2 separate regions of the Homo sapiens genome follow, and region 2 is linked to region 1. The links are chromatin contacts, found by Hi-C in ENCODE. All regions are on one chromosome and are shown on one strand. Each heading gives the region's core, a stretch centred on a gene start or an enhancer-like site at or near the end of the contact. The rest is flanking DNA. Distances are from core to core; before and after follow the strand shown. Region 1 overlaps MACROD2 (mono-ADP ribosylhydrolase 2). Region 2 has its middle 12 kb from the start of OTOR.

Region 1 (3,153 bases), core at 390-2,889:
CAAAGCACTGGTTTTGAATTGTCCGTAGTCTGTCTGTGCCCAGAAATCTATAGACCTTTAGAAGAAAAGACAGCAGTATACCAGCAGGAAGTACACATCAGATTGTTTCCCCAGTATAGCGATGGATTTATTTAGACTTACGTCTTGTTTATCTTCCTGTCACCATGTAGCGTTCACAAAAGGAACTACAAATATCAGGATAGCAATCCGTGATCATGTTGTTGAGATTTTGCCCTTACAAAACTCTCCCATGTAGAGTCAAACATGGACTGCTTTCTTATCATAGTCACGTTGCAGCAGGAGCCTCTTATTTTATTTCTATAAAATTTCTGAAATGTTCTTGCAAACAGTACACATTTGATAAATATTGGTTGAAAGAGTAGGAGGCAGAGTACTAATATGGGAGAAATTAGAAGGACACAACCAGTAGAATTCTCACAGGTTTCTGTGCTTTTTCAGCATGGGAAAGTAAAGTGTTATATCACACTCGACATGAATGCTATGGAAATTTATCATCTGAAATAAATATGTGATCTTAAAGGAATATTAACTGAGAACATTTAGCTTCTATGTGGCATTATTTAAGCTAACAAAATAGCCTCGCACTTCCCTATATTTCTTCACCGTTATTGTAAGGCTTTTAAAATCCCTTCTGGAAACCTCAAGTTTACACATCCCTCTACTTAATTTTTCATTGTTTATGTGCTTCCTGTGACGATAGCTAGACAGACAAGGCTGATAAAAAAGAAAGCTTGTCCTTATCAAAGACTTACGGGTAACTGTGTTAATGTGCCTTGCTTTTTCTACCAGTGGAAGCCCCCTATTTCACTAAGAACTCACCCATTTGCAGCATTTAAAATGGATGGAAAGTTATAAGCCAGCCAAAATGTCCTTCTAAAAGAATGAAATGAATACTAATCTAATTGCCCAAGAATGCATATGCTGGGCTTGGAAAATAAGCCTTCTACATTGGTTCCCCCTGCTGGATTTGAGGATGCACTGTCTTGGAAATTGATGAAAGCAATATACCTGGACCGTTTTATCTGAGGACATGTTACTGGAATGGCAAATCCAGCATTCTTCTAGAAAGCATTTGCTCTGTGATAAATGTGCCAAGTGTTTCTTGAGTTTGCTTCCCCAGGGCAGAAATACTGCAAATAGAAAACAGTGCCGCTGAGACTCAAAGAGAAAACAAAAGCATGCCACTCAGATGTCTGTTCTAGGGAGGGGGGTAGCACACAAGGAACTAAGGGTAAAAACCCAGAAGCAGTAGACTAGGTAAACTGCCAGACTGGTTGTTACTATTAGAAAGCTGGATTTCAGGGTCTGACCATGGATTTCCTTCTTATGCATTTACAACTATTAGAACCAATTCCTCACCTTTCTGTAATTTAACTGCTGTTTTTCTTTCCCTTCTTATCTTCCTCACTTCATAAGTAATCTCCCTACCCCTACTCTGTAGAAGATGTGGTAACCAGAGTACTTTCAAAGGAAGCTTGTCACCTGCAAACTTCATGGCTATTGTGAAATGTGTTAAAAGGTCTGTCTTTTGAGGGAGACAGAGAAGCTGGCAGATTTTTCCTGCTTGACTCAGAGTCCATTTGGTGGGAGGAAAGGGACAGATATTGGCTAAGTTTTTGGCACATGCTCCTGCACCAACTTGGCCTTGTTAAGACAGCAAGAACAGCAGAAGTGACTATTTCCTCCCTAGAGCAAAGGCCAATGCTGTTTCCTTCATGGAGAACCAGAACAGGGAAAATATCAGATAATCATGTAGTACTTGTAAATATGCCATTTAGAACACTGAATTTAAGTGGCATGCAGAGCCACCCCAGGTTCTCATATTATATTCAGGCCAGGTGTGGTGTCTTATGCCTGTAATCCCAGCAGTTTGGGAGGCTAAGGTGGGAGGATTGCTTTAGGCCAGGAGTTCAAAACCAGCCTAGGCAACAAAGCAAGACCCTTTCTCTCCAAAAAAATAAAAAATCAGTCAGGCTTGGTGGCATGTGCCTTGTAGACCCTGCTACTCAGGAGGCTGAGGTGGGAGGATCGCTTGAGTCCAGGAGTTAAAGGCTGCAGTGAGCTATGAACATGCCACTGCACTCCAGGCTGGACAACACAGCAAGGCTCTGTGTCTATTAAAAAAAAAAAAAGTAGTTATATTGTGTCCACCGTCACAAACGGCACAGGGCTAACCCAACACAGGGGGTCCTGTACGTATATTTATTAACTGCATTCTTCGCCAACCTCAGAGTATCATTCTTTTTTCTTTTTTTGTCCTTCTATTATAAACTTTTTTTCCCCATTTAGGTCAAATCTAAATGTTTCCCCATCTGAAACTTTCTTCAGTAGGTCGTTTTCCAGAGCTGCAGGTAAAATGCTTCCCCACTGCTTCTGAGGCTTTTGTTTCAGCTCTGCTACTAGTGGCCTCCTCTTGGGAGGATTCTCTTGCCTCGGAATTAAGAGTTGGTAGGAGGAGGAGATGGCGGGTCAAAGCACTCAAGCAAGACAACGTTAAGTGATTCAGTCCTGCTTGTGGGTCAGGAATTTTTAAAGGGCTCAGCTGGATGTCTCTTCTGCTCCTTGTGACACTGGCTGAGGTCACCGCTCAGCTGCATTTGGTTGGCAGCTGGCAGGGTGGAAAGGTTCAAGAAGGCTTGGCTCACAGGTCTGGCCCTTCATGCTCCCCACACATCTTTTCTCCCTCTCTCCATGTGTCTCCCTCCATTTGGCAGGCCAGCTTCAACTTCTTTACAGCATGGGGATTGGCTTCCCAGGGGGAGAAAGTAGAGGCTGCCAGGTCTTGCAGGGTAGCTTGTAGGTCCCAGAATATCACTTCCACCATATTTCATTGGTCTAAAGAAGTTTCACAGCCAGTCAGGACTTAAAGAGAAGGAATGGGCTCCACTCCTTCAGAGACAAAGCATTTGTGGCCATCTTTAACCCACATGAATATAGGTTGGTAACTTCTGCTTCTGTTTTCTGTACTTCACTATATGTTTTATACTTTATTCTTATGTCTTTGTATAAATTCATCATTTTTATTTGCTTCATTTTCCAAACCAAAAGCAATTTGGAGACCCTCCCAGCAATGAGTTATAAAACCATGCCTATACTTAACCTTCAAAAAGCTTATTATTTCTACAGATAAAT
Region 2 (3,153 bases), core at 290-2,789, 830 kb after region 1:
TATTAAGATTAGAAACCAATCCTTTAAATGCCTGGCCAGGAATTCATAAGATCCTTTCTGAAGCAGGCCTAGCAAGACTTTTTTCAGAATTGCTGTGTGAAATGGCAAAATGAAATGGAATAACTGAAGTAATTGTTGGAATTGTCAGTAGAGTTTTACCAGAAACATTTGGGTTATTGTAGTCACCATCCCCCTACAATCCCTCCTTCCCACTCCTGAACTGCTTTTGTGAAGACATAGTCTGTGTGAAAAATATTTGAGTCACAGATGACTTAGTTCATTGTTCACAATGAACATTGTGACTAAATTTAGCAGCAGTTTTTGTGCAGTAAACTTTTAGAACACCATGGCGTATTTCCTAAGCTTAGAAGATGAGAGTGTCATTCTCTCTAGCATCACCCACTTCTGACCTCAGATAAATGGGGCCCATCACTGCTTCTAAGGTTTATTGGCTGAGGGGATGTGAATATCCTCAGGGATCAGGTTTAGTACAGGGAAATGTTTAGCTTATTCATGTAGTATTTAAACTAATCTCTGGAGGAAGTGGGTATTTCTGCTATGAGTGGAGAGAAGAAATAAGATCAAATGCACTGGGAAAAAAATCTCATTTCTTCAACCATCATCCTCATCTATCTGAAAATGGTGGAAAAAATAAGAAAAAAGCTAATAATCTTCCTTATGATACCACTGAAACACAATTTCACCACATAAAGGTCTTCTGGGCTGCATCCCCTGCAAATACCATAGTATATCAGTAACTTAATCAGAAAAATGATATATTGATCCACACACTTTATATAATCTACCCTCTATGTAATCTAGCCCATTATTAACAAAGAGAATGCTCCCTGTCTTTTGATTTAAATATTTTTCTAAATGGAAATTACTTTTCTGTCACACGTGAGCAATTGTTTTAATCATTTTTCTCAAGCGCACGCTATGCTAAAGTCAGCATGTTGTGGGGGTAAAAAATTAGGGTAGTGCTGCTAATACCCCACCAATTCTCCCTCCTTCCATCTCTTCCAACTCTCCCTCCCTTTTCTCTATTCACTTCAGCTTATGAATTTACAATGGCCAAATGAATCAGTTGAGATGAGAATGCTGATTTGCTTGAGCAATGCTATGTTGAACTGGGAAAAAAAAAATAAAAAGCCAATGTTGGGGCTTAGGTTTCTACAAACCAAAGGCAGAAATCCTGAGTCACAGCCAGGTTTTTCCCCCGTGAAACACCCACCCAGGTGTGCACCCTACCCTCTCACTGGATCCATTCATGGCTTGTCAGATCTCTTCCAGCTCCTTCGCCTCCCTTGCCCCTCATGACTCTGAAATAATTTAAGGATCTTTTTATCTGCTCCTAGATCTTTCCCTGGGCTTTAAATTACTACTCTTAGTGCTGCTACAAATGGATTAGCAGACAGATTCAAGCCTGGATTCCCAGGAACCGCAAGCAGACACATAGGTTTCTGCAAACCACTTTAGCCAATGTTGCGATGGACAGACACGGAGAGGTCAGCTGAGCCTGCTGAGGCCCAGGAATAGACTTGCAATACCGGTCTGTCCTGCAGGAAAATGCCAAGGGGCACGGAGGCTACTCTAGGTAATATGTGTTCCCAAATCCCACGGTTACCTGAAGCAGCCAGGTAGACGACCATGGGGGAAAAAAATCAAAAGTTTTGAGCATCAAGTTTAAACCAGTGTCTTGGGTCAGATTCCCCAGAAGCAGACCCTGTAATGAGGATTTACGTACAATGATTTGTCAAATAATGACTCCCAGGGAAAATAGGTAAGGCAGAGAGGGACTGCAGGACACGGAAGGGGAGGAATCTCAGACAAGCTGCAATCTCAGGCAAGGTCCTACAGTGGCTGGTTGGTGCCTGATCCCACAGGGGCCTCTGGGAGCTGGAAAGTTACATCTCAGAGTTGCCTGGACCTAAGGAGAGGAAGCTGAGCTTTCTTGTGGCCTGTCAGTTATGGATTCAGGGTTTTGGTGAGAAAGCATAATTTTTAGGCAGTTTTGCATATAGATAAAGAGGTCTCAAGGCAGCTGGAAGTTCTGGCATTGGCAATAAATACCACTGAAGCCAGGAGGTGTGTGAAAACACTACAATGGCATTCAAGGGCATTTGGGTGTTGCATTGACTTTACTAGCTCCGCCCAAGGTGGCTTTTCATTTCATTTCATTTCGTCCTTTCACAATCTAGTCCCTGCCACAACCTCTGTGGGTCGGGTCGCTAATACAGCCTCACATTTTCTCCTTGATTTGCTTCTGCTGAAACTTTCTGCTGTGCAAGTTAGTCTTAAGTGAGAAGCTTTGGTGGGACAAGGATGACCTCCAGTGGTCAGTTTGAGATCTGGCATCCAGAGAGACATTTCTGGACTAGAATCAACAACCCAGGGTGTGAGTGGTTCTCAACAGCATTTGGAATTGTCACTGTCAGGGCTGCCTTCTCAGGTACTCTCCATACTCCCCCTCACTCCCAGCACACACGAATTTAAAATCTGCTTGACACATGGCATAGATATGGGTATTAATATGCCTTTATTGCTAACCTTATAGTCACTTTGATTGATTCTGAAAATACACATACTAGGGGAAAGCTGACATTTCACTTTCAAACCTACTTGTATGTTTGTTTTGATATGGAGCCCTGCAGAGTTTGTAGATAGTTTTAGTTGATTTAATCCATTTATAGAAAAGCAGCAATAGCACCTTGAGCTCAGAGAGTAGAAACTTCCTAGAAAACAATTAACACAACCTGTAGTTCCCTCCAGGGGCACCATGGGGTGGCTGGAAGGCACAGAACCTGGTGTCTCAAGTCATTCACTCTAGGAGCAGGAATTTGAAGCCAGATAACCTGGCTTCAAGACCCACAACCTGTCCACAACACCCTGCCAGAATATGATTAAACAAACGTAAATCTGGGTTTCTACTTCGTCTAACAGGGTGGTTCTCAACTCAGGGCTACTTTGACCTCTCATTCCTCCCCTCTTCCCCTCTCCCCAGGGTCATTTGGTGATGTCCAAGGACATTTTTGCTTGTTCCAACTGAAGGGGATCACTACTGGCATCTAGTGGGTAAAGGCCAAGGATGTTGCTAAACAACCTACAAGCACAATACAGCTCCTCACAAAGAATAATCAGGACCCAAACGAC

What was found. A loop is a pair of places that touch in the nucleus more often than their neighbours do. Pooled maps may share reads with other maps.
Region 2: a map of endothelial cell of umbilical vein shows a loop between it and region 1 (10-fold over the local background). The contact joins two enhancer-like sites. A Hi-C loop is called at or near these places in 2 of 168 maps with a recorded cell type or tissue (endothelial cell of umbilical vein and mammary epithelial cell) and 3 of 50 pooled maps.

Annotation. Positions count from the first base shown.
Region 1 is chr20:15,929,507-15,932,659 of GRCh38, forward strand. The region is part of intron 10 of MACROD2 (mono-ADP ribosylhydrolase 2); the gene reads left to right. All of the region lies in intron 1 of LOC613266 (a long non-coding RNA gene), which reads right to left. Among named protein-coding and RNA genes, the nearest start is that of KIF16B, 640 kb to the right of the region's middle. Within about 2 kb of position 1,640, at least 2 of the 41 ENCODE cell types and tissues checked have a DNase peak (open chromatin) inside an H3K27ac peak, as active enhancers do.
Region 2 is chr20:16,759,097-16,762,249 of GRCh38, forward strand. No RefSeq gene overlaps it. Among named protein-coding and RNA genes, the nearest start is that of OTOR, 12 kb to the left of the region's middle. Within about 2 kb of position 1,540, at least 4 of the 41 ENCODE cell types and tissues checked have a DNase peak (open chromatin) inside an H3K27ac peak, as active enhancers do.